Regions from separate parts of the Mus musculus genome. Here regions 2, 3 and 4 are each linked to region 1. A link is a contact called in ENCODE POLR2A ChIA-PET data. All regions are on one chromosome and are shown on one strand. The core of a region is the stretch at or near the end of the contact, and the rest is flanking DNA. Distances in the headings are between cores, read along the strand shown. Region 1 holds the start of Pan2 (PAN2 poly(A) specific ribonuclease subunit). Region 2 holds the start of Zc3h10 (zinc finger CCCH type containing 10). Region 3 holds the start of Esyt1 (extended synaptotagmin-like protein 1). Region 4 holds the start of Myl6 (myosin, light polypeptide 6, alkali, smooth muscle and non-muscle).

Region 1 (2,789 bases), core at 211-2,710:
GAAACTCAGCACTTTGGAGGCAAAAGCAGGAGGACTGCTGTGAGTTCTAGATCAGCCTGGACTATAGAGAGAGATGTTGTCGCAAAAACACAGTAGTGATAGGAGAACTGACAGAGTGGAATGCCTTATGAAACTAAATATGTAGTTAATCTCTCCACTCCCTTGTTGGTTTGAAAGACCCAGCTAACTCTCATCAGTTCAACTCAGTTTTGACTACCTGCAAAGAGCTGTCCTTGGGCAAAGACCAGATAAAGATTTCTAATACACCCTTTCAGCCTTCAGAAAGGGGTATAGTTCTTACCCCATGGCTCCCCACCCACAGCATCTCCTCATGTAAATCAAAGTGGGAGACAGACACAGGCACTCCCACTTCAGCCACCACGCTGTGCAACTCAGAGTAGACACCTTCCATTATGTGCACTGACTCCTGGACAGGAAGAGCCTCCAAGGCCACTCCCTCTGGGTCTAGCTCCACATTCTGTAGCAAACTTGGATTCAGGTGGGCATCCAGGACTGGGTCCAGGGTAGAATGCATAGCTGGGGAAAATTCGGCCAGTCCAGGATCCAGACCCTCAAAGTTCATGACGATAGTGGCCGCTGGTCAGACCGGAGTCACACCCTCCCTTGCCACGCTTCCTACAGACAAGTGACCCAGCCTTCAGGAGGACAGCACCAGTGAACCTAGAATGGACATTCTGGCCTGCAAGGGAAAGAGGCAGCGCAGTCAGGGATAGGCCTAGGTACTGGAAGTATCTTCTATGTGGACAGGACAATCAGGTAGGCAGAGGGGATGAGACTGCCAGGCAAAGACGGAAGCATGCATGAAGAGGACAAGGGCAACGCTGTACTGTGAGTGGCATGACAGTGTCCCTTACTCTGCACCTCTAAACTTCCTAAGTTCCCTGCCAGCCCACCAAATGATCTAACTCTTGACTTCCCTTTCTCCTGAACCACAAGGTGAAGGGAGCGGGTTTGATAGGGGCTGGAGTTCGGGGGAGAGCTCTGAAATGCTTGTTTCTTAGAATTGGACATGAGACAAAGGGGCTGGGCGGTGAAGGGGGCAAGACAAGCCAGTTTCCCAGAATCCTTTACAGTGGTTACCCAGCATTCTCCAGGGGGTGGGTAACAAGAACGGCCAGTTACCCACAAACGGGGCGGGGGTAAGGGGGAAGTAATGGAAACGGATAGCTACCCAGAATTCTTTGAGCGAACCAGAGAAACTGGTTACCCAGAATTCTCCCCCAGCGCAGGGGACGGGAGGGGAAGGATTAGGGCAAAGGTCAAGACGTGTTCCTGGGATGCTTACGGGGAATGGGTCATTACCAAGATTTCTCCATGGCGGATATTTTGGAGCGCGTGGAATTCAAACGAGTAGGGGGTAGAGAAAGCGCCGTCAGCTCCGCGGGAAATTCCAGTTTCCCTACTACTCCCCCGCCTCTAGCTCAACCTAACCCAAGCAAGACGGACGGTGGATTGGCAGCCATCGCTTCCAATCAGCGGGGGCCACGGGCTCATCCCAGCCAATCAGAAAAAGCCAGGTACAGGCAGCGCCTGAGAAGGAGAGTGACGTAGCCTCCGCCAAAACAAGGTTACGGAATGCCACCGGGGACAAACTGAATCAGGCGCGGATCTATTTGGTGTTACGAAAAGTAATCCCTTCGCTCTCAGGCTTTGTTAAGCAAAATTAACTTTAGACTTTGAAGCCAAGCTTTTACGCTCCCTGAATAAGAACTAGACTAAAGGGGCGCCAGAGGCTAAGCACTGGGACTCGCCCGGTGGGTATTCCCAGCGTGGCCTTCATCATTCCCGGCGTATAGACCTTCATCTTGCTGTGCCTGTGAGCCATTCCAATACCTCTGACCCTGTACCCCCGAAACTCACTGGCATTTCCTATGACTTCTAGATGTGGGGAAGAAAAAGGAAGCGGGAGCCTGACTTCTAGTGTGGCCCAAGTGGCCACCTTTTCTCTATTTCTAGAGGCATCCATCTGAAATTCCCATCAATGTTTGTGTCGTCCCCAGAGGTCCCCTAATTTTCCCAAGAAACAAGTCTCCTAGACTGTCAAAATTCCCCTAGACCGTGGAGCTGGACATTGACCCCAAGAGAGAGATAAACAGTAAACTGAGTCAACTGAGCTGTAGCTATTCTGAGGGGTTCTTGATTAATCTCCAACTAAGAGATCCTACTGCCTCTCCCTCTCCTGTGAGAGTGTGTCACCGTGTCTAAAATATTTGGGGGTACTGGCTGTGTACTAAACTGCTTTGGAATTGGTCCAGGCTGTGAGATGTCTTAGGTTGCCCAAACTCAGCTCTGTCATCTCTGTTTTTAAAGGCCCTGTGCCACTAGTGGTCCATACCTACAATACCTGCATTATTAAAGCAGAGGCAGGAATCCCTTACAAATTCGAGGCCAGCCTAGGCTACATAGATAGTAAGGACCAGGCTTGCTATGGCTACATGGTGAATATCCCTTTCAACAGGTGCCTGTGGAAGAAAGTTCTCACCAATAATAAACACCAATAATAAAACTTTTAAAGCATTTATTGGGCCAGGCATAGTGGAGGTATATTTGTAATGGCAGTAATCCTGAGGCAGGAGGATTAGTGTTCAAGGTTAGCTTCTTCTATATAGCAAGTCCCAGGCTAGTCAGGTTACATGAGACCCTGTTTCAAACAAACAAAAACCAGGCTAAGTGGGATGGCAATCCCACCACTCAGGAGGCAGAATGGATTTCTGTGAATTTGAGGACAGCTTGGTCTACGTAGTGAATTCTAGGCCGACCAAGGTTAG
Region 2 (2,789 bases), core at 76-2,575, 240 kb before region 1:
CTGGCGTTCGGGTTTCCAGTGCAATCCGTTAACATCCGACCTCCACATTCACTATCATCACAGCGGGCTAACGGCATTTTTCCCTCTTTCTCTCTAGAGACTCCTGCGCCATGAGAGCGAAGGTGAGCGGCTCTTAGGTGGTGAATCGGGCACCTAGTCCCCGCCATGGTTCCTCTGCGGGCTTCCAGACGGTTTGCCTCGGGTGTTCGCAGTCAGGGAGAGGCTTAAAATTCTTGCTGAAGAAAAGATGGGGTGGGAAAATGAGGGATTCGGCTCTAAAACTGAACCGGTGTCCTTTGTCAAGCCCTGTGTTCTGAGCAGTTTCATGGCCTTGCACAAGCCTGTCTCTAACATTCTTTTTTGTCTCCTCACATGATCGGGTTTTTTTAGTGGCGGAAGAAGAGAATGCGCAGGTACGTTTAATTTTTCAAGACTACCTTGGGGCAGTGGGGGCAAGCTCGGTGTGGGATATTTGGTTGGAAGAAAATATCTGGCGGGAAGGAAGCAGGAGTCGCCGCCCAGTACAGCAGAGCTGGTGCTTGTTAATCTCATCGTCTCTTGTACTCGTGCACTAAGTGTACGTATTGATAGATGTGCAAAGGAAAAAAAAAAAACTCAGGTTTGTGTGCCTTCCATTCCAGGCTGAAGCGCAAGAGAAGAAAGATGAGGCAGAGGTCCAAGTAAGCCAGCCCGTGCACCTACGACGCCTGCAGGAGCAGAAGTGAGGGATGCTGAGGGCCGGGACAAGCTATCGGACTGTGTGCTGCCATCGGTAATGAGTCTCAGTAGACCTGGAACGTCACCTCGCCGCGATCGCCTGGAGAAATGACCGCCTTTCTTACAACCAAAACAGTCCCTCTGCCCTGGACCCCCGGCACTCTGGACTAGCTCTGTTCTCTTGTGGCCAAGTGTAGCTCGTGTACAATAAACCCTCTTGCAGTCAGCTGAAGAATCAAACTGCTGTTACGTGTTTTTTTGCGGTTCCTTGGGGTGGGGACTCGAGTGTGTTTCTGTATAGGCGACATAGTTTGGGTGTTTGATCTGGCTGGAGCCGGTTGAGTGTGCGCCCGAGGTTAAGTTACAGAGTTGGTGCGTTCACAGCGCCACTCCTACGTTTTGGGGGTACCACTGCGTAGAACCTGACGCTGAGCGGAGTTCCGGGTCCGGCGGAGTCCTGTTACCATGGTGATGCGCAAGGCTTGTTGGGAGCTTCCTGCGCCTACTAGCACGCAAGTTGGACCATAGAGTGTGTTTCCGGGTCTGGTAGCTAGAGCGTCTCTTTCTTCCGCAGGAAGCGGAAGAACCGTAGGGTGGGCGGCTCTTTGTCGAAGCTAGAGGACCGGCAGGCGGCAGCAGCAACTACGGCGGCGGCGGCAGGTGAGGGAGGCGGGAGACTTAGGTGGAGGCCGCGCCCGGAGGGGAGGAGTCGGGGATGGCCCAGCGACTGGGTTCTGCCCGGCCACACGAGCCTCCCCCAAACCCCCCGGAACCGACCTGGCTCTTCCTCGTTACCCAGGACAGAGCCCCTTTTCTCACTGACCTCGCTTCCCAAGCAAACGCCAGCCCCGTGACGTCACAGCCCTGCCCATCCCTCCGCCTGATGTCACCCCGAGCCCCCCTCCCCTTTCACTTCCTCAGTGTCCCAGTCACCTGGTCCACCGCTGAGTGCTGGCACCGCATCGCGGAGCCGGCCAAGCCAGAAGACTTCCAGGGAAACTCGTAGGACTTTTCGTGAACTCTAGGGTGTTGGGGGATGGTCGTAATCACCGCCCCCGAGTCTAGTCTCGCCTTCCCACTGACACTAGTCAGTTGTTGCCCTTGTCCAGCTTTCAGGTTTGGCTGGCGTTCCGAACTCCAACCCTAGATCGGATTCTGAACCCCATATCCTTCTCATCTTGAGGTAAAGCTCCGCTAACCTTCCTCACCAGGAACTGTTTTGTTTTTTAGTTCAGCTTCCCAATTTTTATTGGTCGGTTCTAGCCCTTATCCTTCTTAATAGGGACTTCTCCTTGTGATAGGTGACGTTCACTTTGACCTCTTAAGGGAGCCTAAAAGCCACAAAGCTCTTAGCTTTTTGTCAGAATTCATTCCAGTGTATGAAAACCACATCATATCCCTTTCACGTTTTTCCCTTGTTCTACTCAAATCTCCGTTTTTTGTTTTTTTGTTTCTTGTTCAGAACCCAGCAGTGATGTGGAGGTGGAGACTCACGGGAGCCCCGGACTTCACCTGAGCTACCTCAGGTATTAATTCTGGGATATTGGGGTGAGGAAGGCTATCATATCCAGTTATCTGCTTCTAGTGGGACTTGAAACATTGGTCAGGCTTTGAAGGCATTTAGTCTTCACCTGATCGTCATTTATGATCTTTTAAGGGCTTGTTTCTTACCAGTTGTTTCTTATATTCTGGGGCTCCTTTTCCCATCTTGTGTATTCCTGTGCATCTCTGACTTCTAATCTGGTTAGTTATTCTAGCAAAGTCAAGGAAGTCAAGGAAACGGGAAATCAAGAAAGGTATCTTTATTCCCAAACGGAAACTAGGAACTTCTCTTATTTGAACAGTAGGGGGAGCCTGAGTCCTACTCAGGGAACATTTAAAAGATTAGACACGTGGTAGCAGGGACTCCCAGTCTTAGACTCCCAGGGTTAGAGAGAAGGGAGGGCTAGAATTAGGGCAGTGGACTGACATTCCAGAGCTCTCTTGAGAAACAGGAGACTTAAAAAGCTTTTATAGAGTCTATAAATAAAGAGGATTTTTATGGGGTAAGGAGTGCTATGGTTTGATATCAG
Region 3 (2,789 bases), core at 203-2,702, 220 kb before region 1:
AGATGTTCCCAAGGGTGCTGGCTAGTTTTATATCAACTTGACATAGTCTAGGGTCGTCTGAGAGGAAGGAACGTTGATTGAGACGAAGCCTCCATAAGATCTGTAGGCAAACCTCTATGTAGAACATTTCCTTAATTGATAGGGAAGGGCCCAGCCCATGGTTGGCGGGGGCCATCCCTGGGCTGCTGGTCCTAGGTTCTATAAGAAAGCCGGGGGCTGGTGAGATGGCTCAGTGGGTAAGAGCACCCGACTGCTCTTCCGAAGGTCCGGAGTTCAAATCCCAGCAACCACATGGTGGCTCACAACCATCCGTAACAAGATCTGACTCCCTCTTCTGGGGTGTCTGAAGACAGCTACAGTGTACTTACATATAATAAATAAATCTTAAAGAAAGAAAGAAAGAAAGAAAGAAAGAAAGAAAGCCGGTTTAGCAAGCCAGTGAGCAGCACCCCGTCCCCCGCCCCCCATGGCCTCTGCATCAGCTCTTGCCTCCAGGTTCCAGCCCGGTTTCAGTTCCTGCCTGGACTCCCTTCAATGATGGACTATGATATGGAAGTGTAAGTCAAACAGACCTTTTCCTCCCCGACCTGATTTTGGTCAGCATCAGGAAACTATTGCAAAATGTAATAATTACTGCTGCCGTTGAACACCGCCCCTCCCTGACTATAATCTTAATCGGCCCTCTATGATAGAGATGACTAACTCTGGATTCTAAAAAGAAACAAAATCTCACTTATCTACCGATCTCCTCCCCTCACCCCACTTCTTCAAGACTGGAGTATTAGAACTCTAATGTTCATCACGCCCCAGCTGTCGCTGACTTGTTCCTTTTCACGGACAAGATAGGGGGACTGAGGACAGCACAGACAGGGCCGCTAGACAGGGTCGGTCATCCTAGACTTTCGTTCTAAATCGGTCTAATTTCCCTAACGTTTCGCAAGGGCAGCCAGTAAAAACTCAAAGAATATTCTTAGAGGCAAAAACGAACGTTCTCTGAGTATCAAACGCTGGGAAAGTTGACAAAGAATATTTAAGATTCAGACCAAACCCTGCCAAACCATTTGAACGTGTGGAGAGATACACCCTCAACTCTAGCTCACTCTGAACTCAGTAATTAGAGTAGCGGCTCTGCATGACGTAACTCCACAGGCGCTCCAATCCCACGTGGGAGGAGCAGCTGCTCCCGCCTCTTAAGTGGGACGCTACGCCCCGTTCTCTCCGTGACCAGTCAAATACTGTCTTTTGGTTTCTTTCCCCCCCTTTTCCCGCCATCCAACCCTCCCATCTTGACCCTCTGGTCCAATCACGGAGGCCCTGCCATCCCAAGTCCTCTCTAGCTTCCCAAGTCTACGCGGCGCTGCCCCAACAGGCAGGGGCGGGGCGGGGCTTGAGGTCCCGGGGGGAGCACCATATATTACTGGGGGGGAGCTGGACCAGACACTGAGCTGCCTGCAGCTGCTCGGGCGGGCACTCCCAGAAGCTGCCCCATGGAGCACTCCCCTGAAGAGGGCGCCAGCCCCGAGCCGTCAGGGCAGCCCCCTGCCACGGACTCCACGCGGGACGGGGGCTCCGGGGTCCCACCTGCCGGCCCAGGTGCGGCGAGCGAGGCCCTGGCGGTGCTGACTTCCTTCGGGCGCCGCTTGTTGGTGCTGGTGCCGGTGTACCTGGCAGGGGCAGCGGGTCTTAGCGTAGGTTTCGTGCTTTTCGGCCTCGCCCTGTACTTGGGCTGGCGCCGGGTCCGCGATGGGAAAGAACGGAGCCTGAGGGCAGCGAGGCAGCTGCTGGATGACGAGGAGCGGATCACCGCAGAGACGCTTTATATGAGCCACCGGGAACTACCTGCCTGGGTGAGTTACCACTTCAGCCCTTGGTGCAGTATAGCTCTTCCTAGCCCCTCAACTTGGGGCTCTCCCACCCTACAAAGTCAGCTCCCCCACCTAGGACAGCGGGCCCCCAGACTTTGCATCGTCCCGTTAGCGCTTGTGTGCTGGGACGCACCACTCCTGGACGCGGCCACCCACTCTCCCCGCCCACCCTTGCCGCAGAGCGGATCCTTCCACGGAATCGGGACTTCTTCCTCCGTCTCCTCGGACTACAGCAGTACATCTGAGCTGCCGCTCCCAGCCAAGCGTGTAGAATGCTCGCTCCTCCTGACTTCTGGTGCCACTCGCGCCTTTGCCGCGCTGCCTCTGGGGATCCCTCCACCCCCCACCCCGCGATGGCTCAGAGGTTCCCCCGCCTTTGCTAGCGCTTTCAAGGCTTTTTATCTACTTCAGGGCATTAGGGTTTTCCGTTTCCTGCCTTGTCTCTAGGTACCCGCTGAGACCCAGCCCTGCAAGCATTGTTCCGCTGAGTCCCAGCACCTGGAAATGACCTATCGCGGTCGCCTTCCAGCCTCAAGCCAGCCGGGCTGCTGGGCTAAGGGAGGAGGAGGTTCTGGGAAGAGGGTAGTGCGGCAGCTGTAGTTCCCGCTGCTCCTTTTTACTCGTACCCAGGGCGGCCCCACCCTTTTCCGGACTGTGAGCAGCCTTCGCTCGCTCGTTTGCTCAGCCGACCCAGGCCCTCATTACTATACCCTGTCTCCTGGGCTGAAAAGATGCCTCCCTCTGACCTTGCTAAGCTGAGCGGGTTACCAACCCCTTTGGGGTACCCTCCCTACTCTTCTCACTTAGAGGTGACAGGTAGAGAGAGGCAGACACCAGTCACACTTGCCATTCCCTGGAGAGAAAAGAAGAAGAAACGGTTTCATGTGCCCTAAGTAGCAACTGTTATTGCTACTCTTTATCCTT
Region 4 (2,789 bases), core at 190-2,689, 190 kb before region 1:
ACTGGATCCCACACCTCAGTTGATCTCTCTCATCTCTATCTAATTGCACTGGATCCCACACCTCAGTTGATCTCTCTCATCTCTATCTAATTGCCAGAGCTGAAGTCCCGACGTGTAGACTTTGAGACGTTCCTGCCCATGCTGCAGGCAGTGGCCAAGAACCGGGACCAAGGCACATATGAGGACTACCTAGAGGGGCTTCGTGTGTTTGACAAAGAGGGCAACGGCAAGGTCATGGGTGCAGAGCTCAGACATGTTCTTACCACTCTCGGTGAGGCAGGGCCCAGAGCTGTGGGGTGGAGAAGTGGGGGGTCCTGGAAGAGCTAAGTAGAGCCTAGAATGGGTTTATGGTCCTGCAGTTATGGGCAGGAGACTCAAGAGGGCCAGCATTGTGGAGACAGATCACCTAGAGGCTAAAGTGTCCAGCTATGAGCCAAGGGCAGGGAATGCAATGTCCCCCTTTGCAAGCCACAATTGTGTTGATTCCATGCAAGTCTCAACCCCGGCAGCTTGTTTCGCTGTCAAGTCAAAGCTTTCACCTGCTCCAAGGCACCGTTGATATGAAAAAGGGCAAGGGTGGGAGGATGAACCACCCTGAGAATGTCTTGGGCTGGTGAGGCAGGGAAGGCGGGGGACTCTAACTGTTTTTGGGTTCAGGAGAGAAGATGACTGAGGAAGAGGTAGAGACTGTTCTGGCAGGCCACGAGGACAGCAACGGCTGCATCAACTATGAGGGTGAGGGGGCAGGATGGCCAGGGAGTAAGGAGACTTGAGGGGGGTGGGAGTACCCTCAGTTACCCGAAGGTCAGTTTCTCAAGTCCTCTCGTCTCCTTTCGTGCAGCCTTCCTGAAGCATATCCTAAGCCTCTGAGCTCCGCAGGTGGCCCTCCAGCCAGCCCCTGGTATCCGCTTGAGAGGCAAGGGTCCTCGATCCACCAGATAGAAGCGCAGGCAGTGCGTCTCCGCGCCCGTCCGTAGCGCAGCCGCCAGGGCTGGACTATTTCCTTCCCCACCCCCCACCCCCTCCCACCCCCACCCCACCCCAGCCCCGACTCCCACCCCACGTAGAACCTGCAGCGACGGAAACTTGCCCCACCTCCTGTGCGGCCAGAAGCGCGTTCCTGCCACTAGGGGGCACTTACAGTTTTGAAATAAAAACATGGTTCCTGCTTCGGTTTCCGACAGTTTTCTTTTGAGAAAGAGGAAGGACGGGAGCGGGTAGTCCTCTCTTCTGCAAAAGCCCAAATCCTCTGCTCTTGGTGCAGCTCGGAAGAAAGGTTTCCGAGAGTCCCAACCCAGGCCCCCCTGCTAGATTCCTGAGCCGAGGTAGGGCGCCCCCCCCCCACCTCATTAATAATGTAGTGATGTCATCTGCATGAGCCCAGACTAGCGTGCCTATTGGATGAAACGGCGGAGGGTGACGTCATGCGCCATGGGACGTACTAAGGCTGGGGTTGGGTAGGGCGTCGGAGCCATTACTGCCGGAAAAGGTCCAGCAGAGCTCAGCAGCCAAGATGGTGGGCCCTGGGAATCGGGAGATCAGGGGGATTTGGGGCAAGGAGAGGACCGCGGGTGGGAGTAGAGAAAGCAGTGGACGTGGGCACGCCCAGGTTTTGGAAGGTTGGCTGTGGGATTGGAATGTCTAGGGCTTTGCCCTGGGAAGCGAATCCTCGGCTTCAAACAGGAGTTTGTAAAGCCGGGATAGAAGCTTGCGGGGTTGGACCTCAGGTAACTGACCAATCCCTTCTTCTCCGAGCAGTGTGACTTCACCGAGGACCAGACCGCAGGTAGGCAGTCTCTGACCCGCAGCTCAGGTCATCCTTACCGAGAGGGACCCCCTTCCTTTAGCATCTATCTTCTGATCCCAACCTGTCACCTCCAGCGCTCCCAGGAGAGTGCCCCGTGGATTTCCTTCTGCTCTAGATCCTCCATTTTCTTTTCTCATTCTTTCTTCCTTCCCCTTCCACTCCAGATCTGAGCCCCAAGCGCTGGGTGAGTTTTAGGTGGTGTGGGTGTGTGAAACAATTTGACTAGTGCCTGTTATGTGTCGGGTCTATTACGCTTGTGGTTTGCTGCTTCTTTTTTTGCCTCTCCTCTGATAACTGTCCCCTCCTTAAGCTTGGATTCTGAGTACTGTAGAGGGCAGTGCCTTGATATTTTGTTAAGATGGGCACTGGAGAGTTTGCTAAGGATGTGGCTTCACCTCTTGGAAGGTCTCCCGGAGGGGAAGGGTGGGAGTGGGAGGCTAGAGTCCAGGCTCTTACTTCCTTATATGGGCAGGACCTAGCCTGGGCGGTGGCAGATTCCTGCGGAGTTGTATAGTAGTGGTGGAGAGCCTAGCCTGCCGCAGCTCAGGGGGTGTGTAAACAGATGGCTACCACCTTAAGGTAAGGGAAAGAAGGTTGCCTGTCTTTATGTGGGGCATTTGAGTTGATAGAAATAGATCCCTAGGAGTAGTCTTGTGTATAGAGGAGGACAAGATATCTGGTTTCTGCAGCATGACTTAAGTTGAATTGGCAGCAGAGCTGTGCAGCAAGCACGGGGCTAATCCCTGGTGCTGCCGTTCTTCTGAATCCTCAGAATTCAAGGAGGCTTTCCAGCTGTTTGACCGAACAGGTGATGGCAAGATCCTGTACAGCCAGTGTGGGGATGTGATGCGGGCCCTGGGCCAGAACCCTACCAACGCCGAGGTGCTCAAGGTCCTAGGGAACCCCAAGAGTGATGGTGAGCATTTCAAGAATGTAGTGGGTTCATGGTTGTTCAGCTAAAGTCATCCCTTTATCTGCATAG

Evidence for each region. ChIA-PET counts read pairs that join two places held with the same protein, here RNA polymerase II (POLR2A).
Region 2: POLR2A ChIA-PET joins it to region 1 with 12 read pairs in embryonic stem cell. The contact joins the promoter of Zc3h10 here to the promoter of Pan2 in region 1. POLR2A ChIA-PET finds 5 or more read pairs at or near these places in 4 of 5 experiments (Patski and embryonic stem cell).
Region 3: POLR2A ChIA-PET joins it to region 1 with 20 read pairs in embryonic stem cell. The contact joins the promoter of Esyt1 here to the promoter of Pan2 in region 1. POLR2A ChIA-PET finds 5 or more read pairs at or near these places in 4 of 5 experiments (Patski and embryonic stem cell).
Region 4: POLR2A ChIA-PET joins it to region 1 with 17 read pairs in Patski. The contact joins the promoter of Myl6 here to the promoter of Pan2 in region 1. POLR2A ChIA-PET finds 5 or more read pairs at or near these places in 3 of 5 experiments (Patski and embryonic stem cell).

The regions. Positions count from the first base shown.
Region 1 is chr10:128,302,006-128,304,794 of GRCm38, reverse strand. It overlaps Pan2 (PAN2 poly(A) specific ribonuclease subunit), which reads right to left and starts at 1,460. Exons shown (of 26, transcript NM_133992.3): 1 at 1,324-1,460; 2 at 302-700. The coding sequence starts at 583.
Region 2 is chr10:128,546,282-128,549,070 of GRCm38, reverse strand. It overlaps Zc3h10 (zinc finger CCCH type containing 10), which reads left to right and starts at 1,325. Exons shown (of 3, transcript NM_134003.2): 1 at 1,325-1,377; 2 at 2,180-2,243. Rpl41 (ribosomal protein L41) reads left to right here. Exons shown (of 4, transcript NM_018860.4): 2 at 98-122; 3 at 391-413; 4 at 642-961. The coding sequence starts at 111. The coding sequence ends at 684.
Region 3 is chr10:128,524,522-128,527,310 of GRCm38, reverse strand. Esyt1 (extended synaptotagmin-like protein 1) reads left to right here and starts at 1,452. Exons shown (of 31, transcript NM_011843.2): 1 at 1,452-1,847. The coding sequence starts at 1,488.
Region 4 is chr10:128,492,536-128,495,324 of GRCm38, reverse strand. It overlaps Myl6 (myosin, light polypeptide 6, alkali, smooth muscle and non-muscle), which reads left to right and starts at 1,439. Exons shown (of 7, transcript NM_001317218.1): 1 at 1,439-1,516; 2 at 1,759-1,786; 3 at 2,580-2,723. The coding sequence starts at 1,514. Myl6b (myosin, light polypeptide 6B) reads left to right here. Exons shown (of 7, transcript NM_172259.1): 5 at 98-271; 6 at 658-735; 7 at 842-1,168. The coding sequence ends at 870.